Regions from separate parts of the Homo sapiens genome. Here region 1 is linked to region 2. A link is an interaction called in ENCODE POLR2A ChIA-PET data of the cell type or tissue named here. Cell type or tissue: HepG2. All regions are shown on one strand. Each heading gives the region's core, and the rest is flanking DNA. Links, peaks and the distances in the headings are about the cores only.

Evidence for each region. ChIA-PET counts read pairs that join two places held together with the same protein. Peaks named below come from ENCODE experiments on the same cell type or tissue, not always from the same donor. Only the 100,000 strongest peaks of a DNase experiment are listed, where the experiment ranks them.
Region 1: POLR2A ChIA-PET joins it to region 2 with 8 read pairs; 7 of 35 experiments call an interaction of 5 or more read pairs at or near these places.

Annotation. Positions count from the first base shown.
Region 1 is chr19:13,926,654-13,937,627 of GRCh38, forward strand. PODNL1 (podocan like 1) reads right to left here. Exons shown (of 10, transcript NM_001370095.3): 3 at 9,714-9,807; 4 at 9,327-9,391; 5 at 9,068-9,177; 6 at 7,601-7,757; 7 at 7,225-7,340; 8 at 6,145-6,802; 9 at 5,311-5,459; 10 at 4,534-5,234. The coding sequence ends at 5,084. It overlaps CC2D1A (coiled-coil and C2 domain containing 1A), which reads left to right. Exons shown (of 29, transcript NM_017721.5): 19 at 14-72; 20 at 168-219; 21 at 325-424; 22 at 522-612; 23 at 1,240-1,377; 24 at 1,471-1,535; 25 at 2,726-2,789; 26 at 2,881-3,007; 27 at 3,425-3,501; 28 at 3,589-3,636; 29 at 3,722-4,226. The coding sequence ends at 3,742. Among named protein-coding and RNA genes, the nearest start is that of PODNL1, 6.3 kb to the right of the region's middle. RefSeq lists an enhancer at 9,527-10,284. In HepG2, for the core only: a CTCF peak has its summit at 7,619 (motif pointing right); no DNase peak of the experiment used is centred there; H3K27me3 peaks cover 1,057 bases.
Region 2 is chr19:14,123,278-14,135,403 of GRCh38, forward strand. ASF1B (anti-silencing function 1B histone chaperone) reads right to left here. Exons shown (of 4, transcript NM_018154.3): 2 at 2,845-2,960. Among named protein-coding and RNA genes, the nearest start is that of ASF1B, 7.2 kb to the right of the region's middle. RefSeq lists an enhancer at 5,288-5,397. In HepG2, for the core only: no CTCF peak of the experiment used is centred there; a DNase peak (open chromatin) is centred at 4,019.

The sequences.
Region 1 (10,974 bases), core at 5,899-10,898, 190 kb before region 2:
TGTTTGCCCACAGGACTGTCCCCTGGCGATCTGGATGTCTTTGTTCGGTTTGACTTCCCCTATCCCAACGTGGTACGTGGGGAGCTGAGGAGGGGAGGGCTGCAGCCTCAGTGGGCCAAAGCCAGGTCCCAGGCCCCCTAGATTTCCTGCCTCCTCTCTGGTCATAGGAAGAAGCTCAGAAAGACAAGACCAGTGTGATCAAGAACACAGACTCCCCTGGTGAGCCTCGGCTGGAAGCACCCTACCCCTACTCCCTTGCAGCAGAAGGGACATAAGACAATGGCCTGACCCCACCCAACTTCCTCTCCCTCCTTCCTCCTGCAGAGTTCAAGGAGCAGTTCAAACTCTGCATCAACCGCAGCCACCGTGGCTTCCGAAGGGCCATCCAGACCAAGGGCATCAAGTTCGAAGTGGTTCACAAGGGGTGAGCTAGAGAGAGCCATGGCCGCTGGGTGGGCTCCAGGGGAGGGGAGCTCCTCTGAACCAACCATCCTGTCCCCACTATACACACATGCACACAGGGGGCTGTTCAAGACTGACCGGGTGCTGGGGACAGCCCAGCTGAAGCTGGATGCACTGGAGATAGCATGTGAGGTCCGGGAGATCCTTGAGGTGAGAGGTGGACATTCATCCGCGTGCTCCGGTATGGCCATGCTACTCGTTAACATTATTAAAACACTTCCTGCCTTGAGCCCTCTATGAGCCTGTCTGTTGACCCAGCCCCTCCCCTCAGAGCCTCAGACCTCCCTACTGCCCAGCCCTAAATACTTGCAGTACCCCACTCCATTATGATCAACTGGTATCTCAGCCATACCATGGGCTCATATTTTAGAAACCACTCTTGGCCAGGCATGGTGGCTCATGCCTGTAATCCCAGCACTTTGGGAGGCTGAGGCGGGCAGATCACGAGGTCAGGAGATCGAGACCATCCTGGCTAACATGGTGAAACCCTGTTTCTACTAAAATACAAAAAAATTAGCCAGGCATGGTGGCGGGCGCCTGTAGTCCCAGCTACTCGGGAGGCTGAGGCAGGAGAATGGCGTAAGTAAACCCAGGAGGCGGAGCTTGCAGTGAGCCCAGATTGCACCACTGCACTCCAGCCTGGACAACAGAGCGAGACTCTATCTCAGAAAAAAAAAAAACCAAAAAAAAAAACCAGTCTTGTTCTCCCTTGTCCTGGCCCTGGGCCTCTAGTCACTTCCTGCTTCCCACCAACAGTTTCTCCTTACCCCCACCCAGGTCCTGGATGGTCGCCGGCCCACAGGGGGGCGACTGGAGGTAATGGTCCGGATTCGGGAGCCACTGACAGCCCAGCAGTTGGAGACGACGACAGAGAGGTGGCTGGTCATTGACCCTGTGCCGGCAGCTGTGCCCACAGTGAGACCCCCCACCCCCACCCATCAGCAACCCCAGGGAGGGAAGCTTGGTTCAGGGGCCCAGGACTCACAGGACTGGTTCTCTCCTCTGAAGCAGGTTGCTGGGCCCAAAGGGAAGGCCCCTCCTGTGCCTGCCCCTGCAAGGGAGTCAGGGAACAGGTAGGTATCTGGGCCAGGGCATGCTGGAGAAAACACCCAATTCCCCTCTCAGCCCCACCTGGACAGTTTCCCACCAGGCACAAATTGGACCACGTCCCTCTCCTGCTGCAAAACCTTTCTTGGCACCCCTTTTCCCAGAGGATCCAGTTTAAACTCCTTGGTTTGGTCTTTAAAACCTTTTGTGATCTGACCATTGTCAACATATCCAGGCTTCTCTCTCCCTACTCCCTCCTGTGGTTCATGTCCATGAATAGTTTTCACTGGCCTCTGGACTTCTGTGGGTTCCAGTGCCCTGAACACCCCTACCTAGGGTAGGGGTGTTCCTTGTTCCTCTGCCCACCTCTGATTCCTTCTTTGGATCCCAACTTGGCTGTTACCTCCTCCAGGAAGCCCTCCCTGACCACTAGGCATCATAGTTTCCTGGGTGTGCAGCCATCATCCCCGCTAGGTTTTGGGATCAGTAACACCGGGTGGTTCTCGGCTGTCTCCCACCATACCCCCAGTGCCCAGTGTGTCTTTTTTTTTTTTTTTTTTTTTTGAGACAGAGTCTAGCTCTGTCGCCCAGGCTAGAGTGCAATGGCGCGATCTCAGCTCACAGCAACCTCCGCCTCTGGGGTTCAAGCGATTCTCCTGCCTCAGCCTCCTGAGTAGCTGGGATTACAGGCATGCGCCACCACACCCAGCTAATTTTTCTATTTTTAGTAGAGATGGGGTTTCTCCATGTTGGTCAGGCTGGTCTCGAACTCCCGACCTCAGGTGATCTGCCTGCCTCGGCCTCCCAAAGTGCTGGGATTACAGGCATGAGCTACCATGCTCGGCTTTTTTTTTTTTTTGAGACAGAATCTTGCTCTGTCACCCAGGTTGGAGTGCAGTGGTGTGATCTCGGCTCATTGCAACCTCCAGCTCCCAGGTTCAAGCAATTCTTCTGCCTCAGCCTCCCAAGTAGCTGGGACTACAGGAGCACACCACCATGCCCAGCTAATTTTTTTTCTATTTTTAGTAGAGACGGGGTTTCACCATATTGGCCAGGCTGGTCTCGAACTCCTGACCTCATGATCCACTCACCTCCGCCTCCCAAAGTGCAGGGATTACAGGCGTGAGCCACTGTGCCCAGCCCAGTGTGTCTTTTGAATTAACAGGGTTGGGCTGGGGGAATCTCTGCAGTCCCTTATCCTTCCTCCACCCCTTAGATCAGCCCGGCCCCTGCATAGCCTCAGTGTGCTGGCGTTTGACCAAGAGCGTCTGGAGCGGAAGGTGGGTATCCATCCTGCCGGGCTACATGGGGCAGGACTGGGGAGTCTGCAGGCCCAGGCAGGATCCTCACAGGACCCTCTGTATCCTCTAGATCCTGGCCCTCAGGCAGGCGCGGCGGCCGGTGCCCCCAGAAGTGGCCCAGCAGTACCAGGACATCATGCAACGCAGCCAGTGGCAGAGGGCACAGCTGGAGCAGGGGGGTGTGGGCATCCGACGGGGTAGGGGTTTGGAGATGGGCATCTGGTGGGGGAGGAGCTCCAGGATAGGCATGGGGGGGGAGGTGCTCAGGGATGCATATCTGGTGGGGGAGGGGCTCGGGGATGGGCATCTGGAGAGGGAGGGGCTCGGGGATGGGCACCTGGAGGGGGAGGGGCTCGGGGATGGGCACCTGGAGGGGGAGGGGCTCGGGGATGGGCATCTGGAGAGGGAGGGGCTCGGGGATGGGCACCTGGAGGGGGAGGGGCTCGGGGATGGGCACCTGGAGGGGGAGGGGCTCGGGGATGGGCACCTGGAGGGGGAGGGGCTCGGGGATGGGCACCTGGCGGGGGACGGGCTTGGGGATGGGCACAGTCCAGGAGGGTTGTGGGCAGTGAGGCCCCACCCTAAGCCTCCATTCCCCCGCCATCCATTCTCAGAATACGCAGCCCAGCTGGAGCGGCAGCTGCAGTTCTACACGGAGGCTGCCCGGCGCCTGGGCAACGATGGCAGCAGGGTGAGCTGGTCGCGGGCCGGGTGGGCACTGGGCAGCGGGCAGGGTGGGGCCTGCAGGGACTACCTGCTGAATGCCCATCCCCCACAGGATGCTGCAAAGGAGGCGCTCTATAGGCGGAATCTGGTAGAGAGTGAGGTAAGCAGCTTAGGAGATGGGGTGGTTGGGGGATCACTGTGGTCGTAGCCCACCTCCATGACCCCAGTGGCCTCCTCTCCCCCAGCTGCAGCGGCTCCGCAGGTGAGGAGCCCATGGGGCGGGCAGCCCCCAGAAAGCGGGCAGCAGGCCCCGATACCGGGAAGAGCCGACACAGCCACGAACCAGACAAGCAGACAATCAGCGGACAATCGGTTCTGGACTCACCCCTCATCCGGGCCCCCAGCCCCGCCAGAGCCTCCGTGGCTGCGGGTGTTGGGAACCATGCCTGCCAGCCAGTATGTGCCCCTCACCCAGGCCTGGCTGGGCCCTGGAGAGTCCTGTTTGCACAGCCCAGGGGTGTCCGGCCTCTGGCCCGCCCCGGAGCAGGGAGGGTGGCTGGGGCCAAGCCCCGAGGGCCCCTGCAAGCACTTTACTTCCTGTTCCTCCCCAGCCTTAACCCCAAAGCCCTCCTGCACCCCAAAGAAGCCACTGAGGCTGGCCGAGCCACACTGTCTCCCCAGGGGCGTCGACCTGGCCCAGCTGGGTCCCCAGGGCCAGCACATGGAATAAAATAGCCAGGGCCACACTCAGCCCAGCTCTGTCCTGTCTGTTTCTTGCTCAGACCCTCGGTGGCCAGGCTAGGTCTTCCCACCCACCCCCCGGTTCCCCTGGAAGTGGATGGGGAGGCGCCTGTTAGGGAAGCAGTTTTGGGGAGGGACAGTGTGCTTGTGAAAGGTGCTTTTTTTTTTTTTTTTTAGAGACCGGGTTTCCCTCTGTCACCCAGGCTGCAGCGCAGTGGCACAATCAGCTCATTGCAGCCTCCGACTCCTGGGCTCACATGATCCTCCTGCCTCAGCCTCCTAACGGATTACAGAAGGGCACCACCACACACCCAGCTTGAAGGATGCATTTCATTCCCATGCTTGCTGTGGGGGGGGATACATGTGAGGGTCCCTATATCTGTCACCCAGTGTTTTTTCAGTGGGTGGCCTTGGGCGTCCCTGCAATCACACGTGGCTAGGTCGCACAGGGTGCTGTTTGGTGACCCCAGTGTGTGCCTCAAGACCTCAAAATTCAGTCCTGACCCACTTAGCATCCCAGAGCCTCAGTTTCCCCAGCTGGACTGGTTGTGGGGAGGAGTCCGTGGACAGAGCCCCCAAAGGGTGCCTGGTCCGTGCTGAGTGCTGGAAGGGTTTGGCTTTATTGTTGCTGCCTCCATCTGTGTTGGGAGTTTGGGGTAGGGTGTGTCCCGCCAGGCCGGCGTGGTCTGTGAGCCTGGAGTATGCCAGCTGTGTGCCTCTGTGTCTCGGCCAGTGGCAGGCAGAGCAGGCCCAGCCCTGGAGGCCCAGGAGAGCCAGACCAAGGGCCCCTGGTGGGCGTTGTCTCCTCAGTCCACGGCCCAGCGGAGTCCCAGGAGTCTGAGCTGCTCTGCTGGGCCTCTCTAGGATCAGGGGCCCCCTGCCCGTGGCCCACGTGGGGTGGTGGGAGGCAGCCGGATCAGGACCTGCTCCGGATTCCCTGCCGTGTCCACCACACGCAGGTTTGGGAGCCCCAGGAAGGCCTCAGCCGCGATGCTCGTCATGTGAAGCCTGTTGGCCCTGCACAGAGAGGCGGTCATGACCCTCCCAGGCCCTCCCCTGCCCACCTCCACCCCTCCGGTCACCCTCGGGGCACCTGAGGAAGAGGGCACGCAGGCGGGGTGTGCTGAGGAAGGCCTCGGGGCCCACGTGGCCGATGCGGTTGCCCTCGAGGTGCAGCTCCTCTAGGGCCTCAGGCAGGTCCGGGGGCACAAAGGACAGCTCATTGTGGCTGAGGTCCAGCATCTGGGCAGGGGGTTATAGATGGCATCGTGGCAGCCCCAGGCCTGGGCCACTCAGCTCAGCCAGCCCCCAACCTCTCTGAGAGTCCCCTGCCCCCTTCATACCAGCCTGGCCCTTCTGCCCCCCACCCCCCATGATTGCCAAATTCCTCCCTTCTGCAGAGGTAAACTAAGGCCCTTCCCAGGAAGGCACAGACAGACAGGTCCCCACTTGATTAAATGAGTCAGTCATTGAATCGCACCATACCTCTTTCATCACTTTTTTTTTCAAGAGACAGGGTCTTGCTCTGTTGCCCAGTCTAGAGGGCAGTGGCCCGATCACGGCTCATTGCAGCCTCAAACTTCTGGGCTCAAGCGATCCTCCTGCCTCAGCCTCCTGAATAGCTGGGACTACAGGCATGTGCCACCACGCTTGGCTATGTTTTTTTGGTAGAGATAGGGTCTTGCTGTGTTGCCAGGCTGGTCTCAAACCCATAGCCTAAAGCGATTCTCCTGCCTTGGCTCCCCAAAGTGCTGGGATTACAGGCATGAGCCACCTCACCCAGCCTCCTCATCACCTTCTAACCCACTCTTATCATTTTCTTGTTCTGATTGCTTTACCAGCTAACTAGAATGTTTGGGACGTGGCAGGGCAGGCAGGGGGATGGAGGGGCCCTGGGGACAGTGTGGCTAACCAGCCTGTGCCTGACCTGGAGGGCTTGGAGCTCATGCCAGGTGCCTGGCCCGATGTCGCCGACCCGGAGCCGGTTGTGCGCCAGGCTGAGCTCCCGCAGTTGGTCCAGGCCGGCCAGAGGCTCGGGCTCGAGCATCCGCAGCTGGTTGCGTTGCAGCTGCAGGGTGCGCAGGCCAGTGGGCAGGCCCATGGGCAGCCGGGTTAGCTGATTCCCTGCCAGGTCGAGGCTGCGCAGGGCACGCAACCGGCGGAAGGCCCGGTGGTGCACACGGGCGCTGGCCAGGCGGTTATAGGCCAGGTTAAGCTCCGTCAGGCCCGGTGTGGCGACCAGGTCACGGGCACCCAGCGCGGCCACGTGGTTGTGGGGCAGCACCAGGGCACGCAGGCGGCGGGGCAGGGCTGGAGGCACGCGGTCCAGCCCATTGCCATAGAGGTGCAGCGTGTGCAGGCCCCGCAGCGGCCGCAGAGCCCCGGCGGGCAGCCCTGAGCTCCCCAGCTGGTTGTGCTGCAGCAACAAATAGCGCAGACCACGCGCCCCGTGCAGCCGAGCCGCCTCCACCTGCCGGATGCGGTTGCGGCCCAGGTGCAGGATAGCCAGGGTCCGGGGCAGGCCGGCGGGCACTGTGGTCAGCTGGTTGTGGGAGAGATCCAGGTATTCAAGGCTATGCAGCTTGCTGGAAGGAGAGAGGGTCGGTGTTAGGTGGGGCACTTGGAGTGGGGTGCCTGACAGATTTTGGCGGGGAGGCTGGGGAGTGGTCCTGAGACAGATTTAAGCTGGAGATTTTGACTTGGGAGTGATGCGTGGAGAGAGCTGGGTGGGAGGTAAACTTGGGGTGCCCAGGGCAGATTCCAGCCTGAGAGTTAGCTATGGGGGTGACCAGGGTAGAGCCGAGATGGAAAGGCATGTGAGACTTACGATGTCAGTGCAGGGCTGTGGGGAACAGGGACACCTACCCAGTGCTCTGCCGAGCCCAGTGAGCAGCAGGCACTCAGTAAATGAGGCCGTGGCTTAGGAGCCAGTCAGGGAAGGGGGACTGAAGGTTGGGACCCCCGACTGTAAATTCTCAGCCCCTGCTGCCCCCCAACCAGCCTGTACCTGAAGGTGGTGGCATCCAGGCCACTGTCTGTCAGCTGGTTGTGCTGGAGGTAGAGCTCACGGAGTTGAGTCTGGCGGCTCAGGGCTCCTCGGGGCACCTTGGAGATGAGATTGTTCTGGAGAAGGAAGAAGAGAATGAGACTTGAGTCTGGGATGAGGGCAGCGGGAAGCCACAGACGGCTCTTGAGTAAGGGAGTGACGAGGAGCTTGCCTTGAGCTCAAAGCGATTTCCAATAAAGTGATTCAAAGAAGGATAACTCTGACCACTGGCATTCTGAGGGGCAATTGAGAAGAATGGAAAGCTAGGAACTGGAGGGGTCCCCCTGGAAAGAGGTGAAGAGAGTCTGGCCCGGGGTGGGACCTACAGCAGGGCTACCTGCAGGTGGAGCCGCTCGAGTGAGGGCGGCAGGCTGGGCGGCAGGTAGCTGAGCTGGTTGTTGGAGAGGCTGAGGGTGGCGATGGCCTCGGAGCCGCGGAAGGCGTCGGGGGGCAGGCCAGCGTTGCTCAGCTGGTTGTTGTGGAGGTACACGGACCTGAGGAGAGCCAGGCTCCGGCCACCAGCCTGCCCCTCGCCTCCTACCACCCCACTCCCGCACCACACCCTGCTCAGGGTCGCCTTCAGTGTGTGTGTGTGTGTGTGTGTGTGTGTGCGCGCGCATGTGTGGAGTCTGTGTGGGAATGTAATTGTGTATGTGTGCATGTGACTGTGCGTAGGTGTGCAGGTGAGTGTGCATGTGTGTTGTATGAATAGACGTGTGTGCATGTGTGAGCAGTGTGCATGTGTAAGTGTAATGAGTGCATATGTGGAGTGTGTGTGCACGTGTGTATGTGATTGTAAGAGTGTGTGGGCGTGCATGTGTGTATGTATATGCAAGTGTGTGCTATGTGCCTGTGCATAAGTGTGCATGGGTGAGTGTGTGCATGTGATTGTAAGTGTGGGTGTGCATGTGTGCATGCCTGTGCATAAGTGTGCATGTGATTGTGTGTGTGCAGCCGAGTGTGCAACTGTGTGTATGCATGTATGTCCATGTGTGCATGTGATCATGTGCAAAAGTGTGAGCATTGTGTACATATGTGCATGTGTGTGCTTGTGTGTGCATGTGATTGCGTGTGCATGCATGAGTGTGTGCCTGTGTGCATGTGGTTGGAAGTGTGTGCAGGTGTGTATGTGAGTCTGTGTGTGTGCTTGTGTGTGCATGTGATTGTGTGTGCATGAGCATGTGTTCATGTGGTTGTGTGTGCAGGTGTGTATGTGAGTCTGTGTAAGTGTGTGTGTGTGTGTGTCCCTGCACATACTGTCTCCACCTCAGTCTGGAGTTCTGACACAGCATACAGGGCCCTGTCTCCCCGCTCACTCTCCTCCCAGGGTAGAACTATGCCCTCTTCCCACTCCCCAAGGCTAGGGATCTGTCCCTGGTTAAGCCCTCCAGGGCAAGGCATTTTGTTTCTGTTTTTGTTTTTAATTTTGAGACAGAGTCTCACTCTGTCGCCCAGGCTTGAGTGCGGTGGCACGATTTCGTCTCACTGCAAACTCCACCTCCTGGGTTCAAGCCAGTCTCCTGCCTCAGCCTCCTGAGTGGCGGGGATTACAGGCGCACACCACCACCCCCAGCTAATTTTTGTATTTTAAGTAGAGACAGGGTTTCATCATGTTGGCCAGGCTGGTCTCGAACTCCTGACCCCAGATGATCCTCCCACCTTGGCCTCCCAAAGTGCTAGGATTACAGGAGTGAGCCACTGCACCCGGCCGAGGGCAAGGTCTTAACTCCCTCATTGCTCCTAGAACCGGGGCATGACACAGATGTATCTGAGGCCTGGGGGCCTGGGCTGGGCCAGGGTCTACCTGAGTGCCGGCTTCTCCCCAAAGGTGAGGGGGAAGATCTCCATCACTTGGTTGGCAGCCAGATCCGCGACACGGAGGGACCGGGGCAGAAACTGAGGGGCCACTGAGAGCTGTGGGGACACAGCCCACAGCCGGACTGGTCCTGGTGCGCCTTGGCCCCACCACTTCCCCAGCAGAGCTGTCCCCTCCACACCCTGGGCTGAGTGACTGAAGCTGCACCCTCACTGGGCTCGGCCTGCGGGTGGGGCTGGGGGCTCACCTTGTTGTGAGCCACGCAGAGGTGCTGCAGCTGGGTGAGGGACTCGAAGGCCTCGTCAGGCAGGCCTGGGAGAGTAGGGGGGCAGTGAAGGGACCCCAGGCCTGTCTTGGGTGGAGGGGGAGTCTGGGCTCCCAGCTGCCCCAGGACTCTCGGCCGGGGAACTGGCAGAGGCTCCCCAGGCCCTCAGATCCCCTCCTCCCCATCCCTACTCAAAAGCCACAGCCCCCAACCCCCACCCCAGCTCCTGAGTTTCCATCCTGCTCAGCAAAGGGCAGTTCTGGGAACTGCCACAGAGCTGCCCGCAGATGGGGCGGGGGAGGGGGATGGCAGCTGAGACCTCGGTCAGTCCTACAGCCCCAGAGAGGCCGCCTCCCTCTGCCCCCTCACCTTCGGAGGAGATGAGGTTGTTGTGGAGGTTGAGGGTTCGCAGGCCACTGAGGCGGGACAGCTCATTGTAGGGGAGTTCCTGGAGCTGGTTGTTCTGCAGGGTGAGAGTTGGGGTGTTCACACCCGTGACCCCGTGACCAAGTGACCCCAAGCACTGATTCTCAACTTCCCATCAGCCCAAACCAGCCCCATACCATCATCACCCCCACAGTTAATCCCAAACACCCCATCACTCTGACCCAGTCTTATAACTGCCAAGATGTCAAACCCCAAACCCCCACAATCGACCCCAAATGTGCCATCACCCCCACAATCGACCCCAATTCCCCCAACACCCCCACAATCAACCCAAATGTGCCATCACCCCCACAACCGACCCCAAATGCACCATCACCCCCACAATCGACCCCAAATTCCTCAACACCCCCACAATCAACCCCAAATGTGCCATCACCCCCACAATCACCCCCAAATGCACCATCACCCCCACAATCGACCCCAAATGCCCCAACACCCCCACAATCGACCCCAAATGCGCCATCACCCCCGCAATCAACCCCACATGCCACAACACCCCCACAATCGACCCCAAATGCGCCATCACCCCCGCAATCAACCCCACATGCCACAACACCCCCACAATCGACCCCAAATGCGCCATCACCCCCGCAATCAACCCCACATGCCACAACACCCCCACAATCGACCCCAAATGCGCCATCACCCCCGCAATCAACCCCACATGCCACAACACCCCCGCAATCGACCCCAAATGTGCCATCACCCCCGCAATCAACCCCACATGCCCCAACACCCCCGCAATCGACCCCAAATGTGCCATCACCCCCGCAATCAACCCCACATGCCCCAACACCCCCGCAATCGACCCCAAATGTGCCATCACCCCCGCAATCAACCCCACATGCCCCAACACCCCCGCAATCGACCCCAAATGCGCCATCACCCCCGCAATCGACCCCAAATGCGCCATCACCCCCACAATCGACCACAATGCGACATCACCCCCACAATTGACCCCAAATGCGCCATCACCCCCACAATCGACCCCAAATGTGCCATCACCCCCACCATCAACCCCACACGCCACAACATCCCCATAACCCCAAACTCCCCATCACACTAACTCCAAACAACACTATAACCGCCAAGATGTTGACCCTAACACCACTAATCCTCAGTCCCCGACAACTTCCAGCATGTCCACGCTCACCCCTCTCATCTTGGGCATGCAGAGCCAATC
Region 2 (12,126 bases), core at 1,349-6,348:
GGCGGTAACAGCAGTGATGGAGGTAAGGGAGTGTATCCGAGCAGAGGATCCTGAAAAATCACCTGGAGAACTCAGAATCTCCATTTGTTTTTTCTTTCTTCTTTTTTTTTTTTTTTTTTTTTGAGATGGAGTCTCACTGTCACCCAGGCTGGAGTGCAGTGGCGTGATCTCGGCTCACTGCAAGCTCCGCCTCCCAGGTTCACGCCATTCTCCTGCCTCAGCCTCCTGAGTAGCTGAGACTACAGGTGCCCGCCACCAGGCCTGGCTAATTTCTTGTATTTTTTAGTAGAGATGGGGCTTCACCATGTTAGCCAAGATGGTCTCAATCTCCTGACCTTGTGATCCGCCCACCTTGGCCTTCCAAAGTGCTGGGATTACAGGCGTGAGCCACTGCACCGGCCTTCTTTTTTTAAAGAGATAGCTTTTCCCTCTGTCATCCAGACTGGAGTGCAGTGGTGCAATCACAGATCACTGTAAACTCCTGGAACTCCTGGGCTCAAGCGAGCCTATTTTTTTTTTTTTTTTTTTTTAGAGACAGGGTCTCACTCTGTTGCCCAGGCTCGAGTGCAGTGGCGCAATCTCAGCTCACTGTAACTTCCGCCCCCTGGATTCAAATAATTCTCGTGCCTCAGCCTCCCGAGTAGCTAGGATAACAAATGTGCACCACCACATCCAGCTAATTTTTGTATTTTTTAGTAGAGACAGGGTTTCACCATGTTGGCCAGGCTAGTCTTTAACTCCTGACCCCAAGTGATCTGCCTGCCCCAGCCTCCCAAAGTGTTGAGATTACAGGTGTGAGCCATGGCACCTGGCCTCAAGTGAGTCTTCTGCTTCAGCCTCCCTAGTAGCTGGCACTACAGGCCTGCATCACTATGCCTGGTTAATGTTTTTTTTGTAGAGACAGGTCTCGCTGTCACCCAGAATGCAGTGCAGAGGTGCAATCATAGCTCGCTGTAGCCTCAAACTCTCAGGCTCAAGCAAGCCTCCTGCTTCAGCCTCCCAAGTAGCTGGGACGACAGGTGCAAGCCACCACACCCGGCTAATTTTTCTATTTTTTGTAGAGATGGGGGTCTCGCTATGTGGCCCAGGCTAGTCTGGAACTCCTGGCCTTAAGCAGTCCTCCCGCCTCTGCCTCCCAAAGTGCTGGAAGCCACCACACCCGGCCAGAATCTACATTTGACAACCCAGGTGGGGTGCTGCATGAGAGCCATTTAGGAGTTACAGTCCATCCTCATTATTCATGGGTTCCATATGTGCAAGTTCACCTACCTGCTAAGTTTATTTGTAACCCCAAGATGAACACCTGCTTGCTTTCACAGTCACTTGCAGACATGCACAGAGCAGGGAAAAACTGGAGTTACCTACCATGCCTGTTCCCACCTAGAGTTACCTACCACGCCTGTTCCCACCTGAGGTCAAACAAGGCAACACTCTGTCTTCTGGTCTCAGCTCTCACTGTGAATGAGCGTCCTTTCCTCAGCCTACTTAGTGCTTTTTTCCATGTTTTGTGCTTTTTGTTGGTGAGTTTGCTGTCTATGATGGCACCCAACGGTAGTGCTGAAGTGCAGTGTAGGATACAAGAAAGGCTTTATGGAAAATATGCGTATTAGAGAAGTTTCATTCAGGAGAGTTATAGTGCTGTTGGCTGTGAATTCAACATAAATGAACCACTGTATATATTAAATAAGGTATCTTTCCTTTTTTTCTGAGACAGAGTATCGCTGTATCACCCAGGCTAGAGTGCACTGGTGCGATCTCAGCTCACTGCAATCTCCATCTCCCAGGTTCAAGCGATTCTCCCGCCGCAGCCTCCCGAGTAGCTGGGATTACAGGCATGCGCCACCACACCTGGCTGATTTTTGTATTTTTAGTAGAGACGGGGTTTCATCACATTGGCCAGGCTGGTCTTGAACTCCTGACCTCAGGCGATCCACCCACCTCAGCCTCCCAAAGTGCTGGGATTACAGGTTTGAGCCATCATAGCCGTCCTGGTGTCTTTTCAACATAAACACACATACAAGTTTACGTATTAACCAGCTGACGAAAATGTGACTTCCAAGAATCTAACCCTGTATTTCCCCTGGGGCAATGGTTCAGTATTCACTAATTCAGTGTTCGCGGCAACTTTATAGAACGTAACTCTTGTAAATAATGGGAATTGCCTGTAAATCAGTGGCAGCTTTGACACAGAGGTGGGGGAAGGGAGGGCCTGACGGCCTCTGAGAGGTCAGATAGTTCCTGACAGTAGAACTAGGATTTGAACCTGAACTTTTAAATTGTTTTAATTGATTGATTGAGACTGGGTCTTACTGTTGCCCAGGCTGGAGTGCAGTGGTGTGGTCTTGGCTCATTGTAGCTTCCATCTCCCAGGCTCAAGTGATCCTCCCATTTCAGCCTCCCAAGTATCTGAGACTACAGGCGCACACCACCATGCTCTGCTGATTTTTACATTTTTTGTAGAGATGCGGTCTCACTATATTGCCCCAGCTGGTCTCAAACTCCTGGCCTCAAGCAATCCTCCCACCTCGGCCTCCCAAAGTGCTGGGATTACAGGTGTGAGCAACTGTGCCCGGCCTCTATGTTTTTAATACTTGTTTTTTTCTTTTTTAGAGACAGGGTCTCACTGTGTTGCCTAGGCTGGAGTGCAGTGGCTCACTGCAGCCTCAGACTCCCGGGCTCAAGCAATCCTCTCACCTCAGTCCCTGGAGTAGCTGGGTCTATAGGCGTGAGCCCGTGCCCAGCTGAACTTGAACTTTTGATTCCTGAAGCACTCTGTGGGATTTCAGGTAAAAGAGGATGTTTCTAGGAATCAAGGGCTAAGGCCTAAGGCCTCATCTTTCTTACCTGAAAGACAAACATGTGTCTCCCTGCTGGCACAGGGCCCACCAGCACCGAGTCTAGGATCTGATCAAATTCCTCACTCTCAGCCGAGCCAACATAAATGATCTTCCACTCCAGGTCTGCAAAGATATAGGAGGGTTAACTAATTGAAATAGCTCAACAGCAAGAAGGCAGGGATAGGCTCTTGTATTTTTTTTTTTTTTTGAGATGGAGTCTCGTTCTGTCACACAGGTTAGAATACAGTGATGCGATCTCAGCTCACTGCAACTTCCGCCTCCCAGGTTCCAGTGATTCTCATACCTCAGCCTCCCGAGTGGCTGGGATTATAGGTGCCCGCTGCCACGCCTAGCTAATTTTTTTTTTCTTTTTTGAGATGGAGTTTCACTCTTGTCACCCAGGTTGGAGTACAATGGTGTGATCTTGGCTCACTGCAATCTCTGCCTCCCAGGTTCAAGCGATTCTCCTGTCTCAGCCTACTGAGTAGCTGGAATTACAGGCACCTGCCATCATGGCTGGCTAATTTTTTTATTTTTAGTAGAGACAGGGTTTCACCATGTTGATCAGGCTGGTTTAGAACTCCTGACCTCAGGTGATCCACCCGCCTTGGCCTCCCAAAGTGCTGGGATGACAGGTGTGAGCCACTGTACCTGGCCTGTTTTTGTATTTTTAGTAGAGATGGGGTTTCACCATGTTGGCCAAGCTGGTATCCAACTCCTGACTTCAAGTGATCTGCCCGCCTCAGCCTTCCAAACTGGTGGGATTACAGGTGTGAGCCACTGCGCCCGGCCACATCTTCTATTTTATTTTTATTTACTTATTTTTTGAGACAGTCTCCCTCTGTTGCCTAGGCTGGTGTGCAGCGGGATGTTCATGGCTCACTGTAGCCTCAACCTCCTGGGCTCAAGCGATCCTCCTGCCTCGGACTCCCACCATGTTGGGATCACAGGTGTGGGCTGCTGTGCCCAGCCTTGTGGTAATTTTAGACAGATCCTTAATATGTTAAAAGACTATTATTCCATCTGTCAGACACTTAGTGCCAGGCACTGCAGTCTTGAATGCTGAGGTGGGCACAAAGCTCTACCTCCATTAGGGAATTCTGTCTTGTAAGCCTAGCTATGACAGGTGACCTTGACTATACCTCTGGGGAAACCTGGGCCTCTCAAGGCCTGAGCGTGAACTGTATGGCAGAGGCTGAATTAAGAGCCACGTGACACAGACGTGCTGAGAAGGGAACGGCAGGGAGTTGGGTCATTTCAGGGCCCTGCCCACTGGGTGCTGGGATAGGAAGCAGCATCCTCTTTCACACACAGGGACCGGTGCCACTCAACGAAGTGGATCCCTCGACAACTGGGGCAGGGTGGCAGATTCCAATCCGGCAGGAGAGCCAGCCTGCAGGAGGGGGAAGGTGAGGTTGCTCAGGGAGCCAGCCACCCTGGTCTTCCAGATCTGGCACCAAGTCATGCCTACTTAGAGACATTTGGGCAACTCAGTCAACAAATGTGGCATCCCGGGGTGATCCTCCAAACACTTTTTTTTTTTGACAGTTTCACTCTTGTTGTCCAGGCTAGAGTGCAATGGTGAGATCTCGGCTCACTGCAACCTCTGCCTCCCGGGTTCAAGTGATTCTCCTGCCTCAGCCTCCTGAGTAGCTGGGATTATAGGCGCCCGCCACCACAGCCGGCTAATGTTTTGTATTTTTAGTAGAGATGGGGTTTCACCATGTTGGCCAGGTTGGTCTCGAACTCCTGACCTCAGGTCATCCATCCGCCTCCGCCTCCCAAAGTGCTGGGATTACAGGTGTGAGCCACCGTGCCCAGCCTCAAACCCTAACTCTTGCACCCCATCCAGCAGGAGGGCCCCCTCCCCTGAATATGCTCCATTGAGATGAAAGGAAAGTGCTTATGGAACCTCTGGCTGTCAATCACAGGAAATTCCGGTCAACATGGCCTCTTGCAGGAGGTCCAAGTGTATCAGGGGCAAGGTCATGCTGGTACAGGGAGGCTTGGCAAGAGGCTTGAAACTTATTTTTGGCTCTTTAGAAATTACACAACCCTTCAGCTCTAGCAGCTGGGGGAAGTTTCACAAGCTGTGATTTTCACAGGAAGCAAACTCTCTCAGAAGCTGCCCTGTTCCTTGGTCCAGTGTCCCACAAGAGCATCCAACTTTGGAAGCATGCTGCTGCCAGGTCATGACTACAGAGGCTTGTCACCTGAGCCCCATGCCCTTCTTTGATGCACTGGCTGCCTGTCCCTTTGTGGTTTCACTCAGGAACCCTATAGCAGGTCTGTAGGATACGGGTGACCATTGAACTCACAGGTGTTTGGTCGAACTAGCCTCTTACTATTTGCAGGGAGGAAGTTGACTTTTTTCACTGGAGATGGGGTCTCGGTCCGTCACCCAGGCTGCAGTGCAGTGGCATAATCATAGCTCACTACAGCCACAAATTCCTGCGCTCAAGTGATTCTCTTGCCTTAGCCTCCCAAGTAGCTGGGACCACAGGCTTGTGCCACACGCCCAGGGAATTTTTAAATTGTTTTTAGAGATGAGGTCTTGCTTGGTTGCCCAGCCTGGTCTCAAGCAATCCTCCCGCCTTGGCCTCCCAAAGTGCTGGAATTTGTCTGAGCCATCATGTCCAGCCTGTTGATTTATTTTTGTTACAAGTAGTGACACAACTGGAATCAAGTTTTGGGGGAAGACAGAAAAGCCAGCCAGCCCTGCTCTCTCCTTTCTAAAGCAGTTGTATCATTTTGGTGTATATCCTTGAGCCCTTTCCTCTCATAGCCGGTAGAATCCTGTACGGGTGCATTTAATTCATGTCCTGGGAAGGTAGACAAAAAAGACTAAAGTGTACCCACGAGCACCTGATGTTGTCCAGCTGAGGTCAATACTAATCGGCAAAACCTAAACAAAGAGCATGTGGAAACTCACCGAAATAAATGGGCCCCTGCAACATAGGCAGACTCGACTCTATTAAAAATCAACAAAATTAATTGGGTGTGGTGGCGCGTGCCGGTGGTCCCAGCTATGCGGGAGGCTAAGGTTGGAGGATCGCTTGAGCCTAGGAGTTCAGGGCTGCAGTGAGCCATGATCGAGCCACTGCATTCCAGCCTGGACGACAGAGACCCTATCTCAAAGGAAAAAAAAGAAAAAGAAAAAATGTACTGTGTTGACTGTCAGGCACAGGGGCTGAAATGGCTCTTTCAACCAGGGCTGGAAAGAAACTGGAGAATTAACTAACGGCTGTAGAGAAATACTGACTCAAGAGTTACAGAAGCTGGTTGGGCACGGCAGCTCACACCTGTAATCCTAGCACTTTGGGAGGCCGAGGCAGGCAGATTGCCTGAGCTCACGAGTTCGAGACCAACCTGGGCAACATGGTGAAACCCCATCTCTACTAAAAATATAAAAATTTAGCTGGGCATGATGGTGTGCACCTGTAATTCCAGCTACTCAGGAGTCTGAGGCATAAGAACTGCTTGAACCTGGGAGGCAGCAGAGATTGCAGTGAGCCGAGATTTTGCCACTGCACTCCAGCCTGGGCAACAGAGCCAGCCTCCGTCAAAAAAAAAAAAAAAAAAAAAAAAAAAAAAAAGAAGAAAGAAGGAAAGAAAGGAAGAAAAAAAGAGTTATAGGTATAGGGCCAGGTGAGGTGGATCATTGGATCATGGCTGTAATCCTAGCACTTTGGGAGGCTGAGGCGGGTGGATTGCTTGAGCTCAGAAGTTCGAGATCAGCCTGGGCAACATGGTGATACAAAAAATACAAAAAATTAGCCAGGCGTGGTGGCATGCCCCTGTAGTCTCAGCTACTCGGGAGGCTGAGGTTGCAGTGAACTGAGATCGTGCCTCTGCACTCCAGCCTGGGTGACAGAGTGAGACTCCATCTCTACTAAAAATATAAAAAATTAGCTGGGCGTGGTGGTGTGCACCTGTAATTCTAATTTATTTTATTTTATTTTGACATGGAGTCTCACTCTGTTGCCCAGACTAGAGTGCAGTGGCACGATCTCGGCTCACTGCAAGCTCCGCCTCCCGGGTTCATGCCATTCTTGTGCCTCAGCCTCCTAATCAGCTGGGACTACAGGCACCCCCCACCACGCCCGGCTAATTTTTTTTTCTATTTTTAGTAGAGACGGGGTTTCACTGTGTTAGCCAAGATGGTCTCGATCTCCTGACCTTGTGATCCGCCTGCCTTGGCCTCCCAAAGTGCTGGGATTACAGGCATGAGCCACTATGCCCAGTCGAGAATCATCTTAAATTTGCTGAAGTGCCCAGGCATGGTGATGTGCACCTGTGGTTCCAGCTACTTAGGAAGCTGAGGTGGGAGGACTGCTTAAGCCCAGGAGTTCAAGTCCAGTCTGGGCAACATAGTGACACCCTATCTCTTTAAAAAAAAAAAAAAAAATCTGGCTGCAGTGTTATAAGTAGAGACATACGTGTATGATTTCATCTCTAAATATAATCTTTCTTTAGAATTATACATGGGACACAAATCACCAATACAGCAGGAACTCATAGCTATGAGTACAGGACACAGCTGTACACATGACGTGTGTACCTAACCTTCTGAGCAATGTCAAGGCAACTCAACTGTGTCCCATGTTATCTCTCTGCGCTAACTTCACAAGCTAGTCCCTGTGCAAGACATACCTCCACTGTGTGTTTGTGTGTATATATATATATATATATATATAAATGATAAGACTAAAGACATGTACACAATTAGTATAGCTGAACTAGCTAAAAAGTCTGCTTCCTGCTTTTTTGTTGTTGTTTTTTTGAGACAGTCTTGCTCTGTCGCCCAGGCTGGAGTGCAATGGCGCAATCTGGGCTCACTGCAATTTCCATCTCCCGGGTTCAAGCGCTTCTCCTGCCTCAGCCTCCCAAATAGCTGGGACTACAGGCACCTGCCACCAAGCCTGGCTAACTTTTGTATTTTTAGTAGAGACAGGGTTTCACCACATTGGCCAGGCTGGTCTCAAACTCCTGACCTCAGATGATCCACCTGCCTTGGTCTCCCAAAATGCTGGGATTACAGGGGTAAGCCACTGTGCCTGGCCATTTTTTTTTTCTTTTTTTTTTTTTGAAACAGAGTCTCGCTCTGTCACCCAGGTTGGAGTGCAGTGGCACAATCTCAGCTCACTGCAACCTCTGCCTCCCGGGTTCTAGCGATTCTTCTGCCTCAGCCTCCTGAGTAGCTGGGATTATAGCTGCGTGCCACCATGCCTGGCTAATTTTTGTATTTAGTAGAGCCGGGGTTTCACCACGTCGGTTAGGCTGGTCTCGAACTCCTGACCTTGTGATCCATCCGCCTCGGCCTCCCAAAGTGCTGGGATTACAGGTGTGAGCCACCACACCTGGCTTTTTCTTTTTTTTTTTTTTTGAGATGGAGTCTTGCTTTGTTGCCCAGGTTGGGGTGCAGTGGTGCAATCTCGGCTCGCTGCAAGCTCTGCCTCCTGGGTTCACGCCATTCTCCTGCCTCAGCCTCCCGAGTAGCTGGGACTACAGGCGCCCGCCACCACACCCGGCTAATTTTTTGTATTTTTAGTAGAGACGGGGTTTCACCATGTTGGCCAGGCTGGTCTCGAACTTCTGACCTCAGGTAATCTGCCCGCCTTGGTCTCCCAAAGTGCTGGGATTACAGGCGTGAGCCACCATGCCAGGCCTCCTTTGTTTGTTTGCTTTTTGCCTTTGTTCATAATCAAAGATGAGCTCTGCTGCCATAACAACTTCGTTATTTCTGGGTCAGAACATCTGGCTTCTATGACTTATTCAACCAGTGTCTGTTGAATTTCTCAGCTAAATGTGGAAGAATCTATTTCCAGATGTGGAAGATAAAAGTGCAAAGGGGGCTTGGGGCCCCTGAGAAATAGGGGTCACCCAACTGGGGCTTAGGGGTTAGGGTGGTTTTTTTTTTTTTTTTTTTTGAGATGGGGGTCTTGCTCTCTCACCCAGGTTGGAGTGCAGTGGTGCAATCATGGCTCACTGCAGCCCTGACCTCCTGGGCTCATGCAATCCTCCCACTTCAGCCTCCTGAGTAGCTGGGACCACAGACACGTGCCACCAAGTCCCGTTAATTTTTTGATGTTTCTGTAGAGACAAGGTTTTGCTATGTTACCCAGGCTGGCCCAAATTCCTGGGCTCAAGAGATCCTCCTTCCTTAGCCTCCCAAAGTGCTGGAATTACAGGCATGAGCCACCTCACACAGCTGGGTTGGGGGTTTTGTCAGATTTTCAGTTGACGCTGCTGAGAGTGAGGCAGATTCTCCCTTTTTCATGGAGAGGAGTCCAGAAGGAGGCAGAAAGCAAGCTGGCAGATCAGTCACAGAGAGCCCTAGGACTGGAAGAGCCAGGATTTCTCACTTGAGTTACTCAAAGGAAAAGCTTTATCATCCAGGTACAATTAACAATAGCATTCTCTGGCCAGGCGCTTAGGATTCAAAGTGTAATCCCAGCACTTTGGGAGGCTGAAGTGGGCATATCACTTGCGATCAGGTTTGAGACCAGCCTGGCCAACATGGTGAAACCTCGTCTCTACTAAAGACACAAAAATTAGCCGGGCATGGTGGCTCAAGCTTGTAATCCCAACTACTTGGGATACTGAGGCCGGAGAATCGCTTGAACTCGAGAGGTGGAGATTGCAGTGAGCTGAGATTGCACCACTGCACTGTAGCCTGGGTGACATAGTGAGATTCCATTTCTAATAATAATCATCATCATCATCATAATCATACGACGGGCACGGTGGCTCACGCCTGTAATCCCAGGCCGAGGCGGGCGGATCACAAGGTCAGGAAATCGAGACCATCCTGGGTAACACAGTGAAACCCCGTCTCTACTAAAAATCCAAAAAGTTAGCTGGGCATGGTTTCGGGCGCCTGTAGTCCCAGCTACTTGGGAGATTGAGGCAGGAGAATGGCGTGAACCCGGGAGGCGGAGCTTGCAATGAGCCATGATCACGCCACTGCACTCCAGCCTGGGTGACACAGCGAGACTCCATCTCAAAAATAAATAAATAAATAAATAAATAAATAAATAATAATAATAGCACTTCCCTTCACTGCATTTTGAGTGTCCTGATTAGGCAATAAATTCTGTGGTCATTCCTATCTATGCTCCACCCCTGAAACAGGGAATCCTTCCTTTCTTTCCCTGGATTGGAGCAAAGATAAAGAATTTAGATTCAAAACTTCAGTGCCAATACTTCTACAAACTGGCTGTGTGACTCTGGTGAAGTCACTCCATTTCTATTAAAAAATGATCAGCAGAGGCTGGACGCAGTGGCTCACGCCTGTAATCCCAGCACTTTGGGAGGCTGAGGCGGGCGGATCACCTGAGGTCAGGAGTTCAAGACCAGCCTGGCCAAGATGGTGAAACCCCGTCTCTACTAAAAATACAAAAATTAGCCAGGCGTCATAGCAGGCACCTGTAATCCCAGCTGCTCGGGAGGCTGAGGCAGGAGAATCGCTTGAATCTGGGAGGTGGAGGTTGCAGTGAGCCAAGATCGCGCCATTGCACTCCAGCCTGGGGGACAAGAGCAAGACTTCATCTCCAAAAAAACAAAAAAAGGACCAGCAGGTTGAATTTAGCCCTTCCGGCTCTAATTCTATAAATAAGTTAGTAAAGTCACAGGGCAGGGGCTTCCTAGGAGTAGAAGTACCAGATAATGACCGCACAACCATTTTTTTTTTTTTTTTTTTTTTTTGAGACGGAGTCTCGCTCTGTCGCCCAGGCTGGAGTGCAGTGGCGCGATCTCGGCTCACTGCAAGCTCCGCCTCCCGGGTTCACGCCATTCTCCTGCCTCAGCCTCCCGCGTAGCTGGGACTACAGGCGCCCGCCACCACGCCCGGCTAATTTTTTGTGTTTTTTAGTAGAGACGGGGTTTCACCGTGTTAGCCAGGATGGTCTCGATCTCCTGACCTCGTGATCCGCCCGCCTCGGCCTCCCAAAGTGCTGGGATTACAGGCGTGAGCCACCGCGCTCGGCCACAACCATTTTTAAATGCAAGGAACACAAACAGGCTGATTGAAACCTGATCTCCTGCCGTCGGGGAGCTGGGAATCCCTCAACCTATTACTTCCTTCCATCTCCTCCTGGCTTTTAAATTAAATCTTATTCCACAGCGTCATTCTACACTTTATTTATTTATTTACCCGCTGCCTTGTTCCAGAAAGGATTTAACTCGGCATATTCTATAGTTAGCCACAAGTAGACTCCTTAATTTAAAAAGGAGCGAGAGAGACCGGGGAGAGACAGACCCACTGGCCTACCCAAAGCACATCCACATCTCACTCTATCAGCTCCAAGCTAGTCCAGGCGACCAGCTTTGAGGGCAAAACACCTACCTGCCCCCGAGAGGCACTAGTTAGCATATCCTGGCTTCACAGGCCCCCAGATCACCACCTCCTCGGCTGCTGCCTTTTCTCTTTCAACCACCAAGTAGAAAAATGGCCTAATGGAGTACTTCTTCCTGAAAGCAGGACTTGCCTGTTAGTGGTGCCAAGGCTCCCTAGGTGACCTTAGATTTTGGATTTGTACAGGCCTTGACTTGAAAGGTCTTTTGCGTTTTGTGGCTCCTGTCTTCTCATCTGTGAGATGAGAGCCATGCCCACCTTTAAGTCACACAGATTAATAAGTACATCTACGGAAGCACCTTGGAAAAGATGTACAGGAGGCTGTGACCTCCAAGCTCCAGCCGACTGTTTGAAGCTGGAGCCCGTCACAGCTCAGCCCAATCCACCCACCCCCCAGACTAGGTCAGACCATCAAAAGCAACGGGAGCTTGGCACTGATTATCCAGCTATATTAAAAAAAAAAAAGAAGAAGACGGGGCACGGTGGCTCACGCCTGTAATCCCAGCACTTTGGGAGGCCAAGGCGGGTGGATCACTTGAGGTCAGGAGTTCGAGACCAACCTGGCTAACATGGTGAAACGCTGCCTCCACTAAAAATACTAAAATTAGCTGGGCGTGGTGACAGGCGCCTGTAGTCCCAGCTACTCGGGAGGCTGAGGCAGAAGAATCGCTTGAACTCGGGAGGTGGAGGTTGCAGTGAGCCGAGATCGTGCCATTGCACTCCAGCCTGGGCAACAGAGTGAGACTGTCTCAAAAAAAAAAAAAAAAAAAAGAAGAGGAAGAAGAAGAAAGAAAAAGTGACAGAAAAATTGCTGCAGTAACTCAGCTGGAAACGGGTGGGCAAACCTGGAGAACTAGCTAATGCCTGCCTGGCTATGCCACCCCTCGGATCTCAGTGTGTTTATCCAAGCCCACAGAGAAAGGTGGGGAAGGG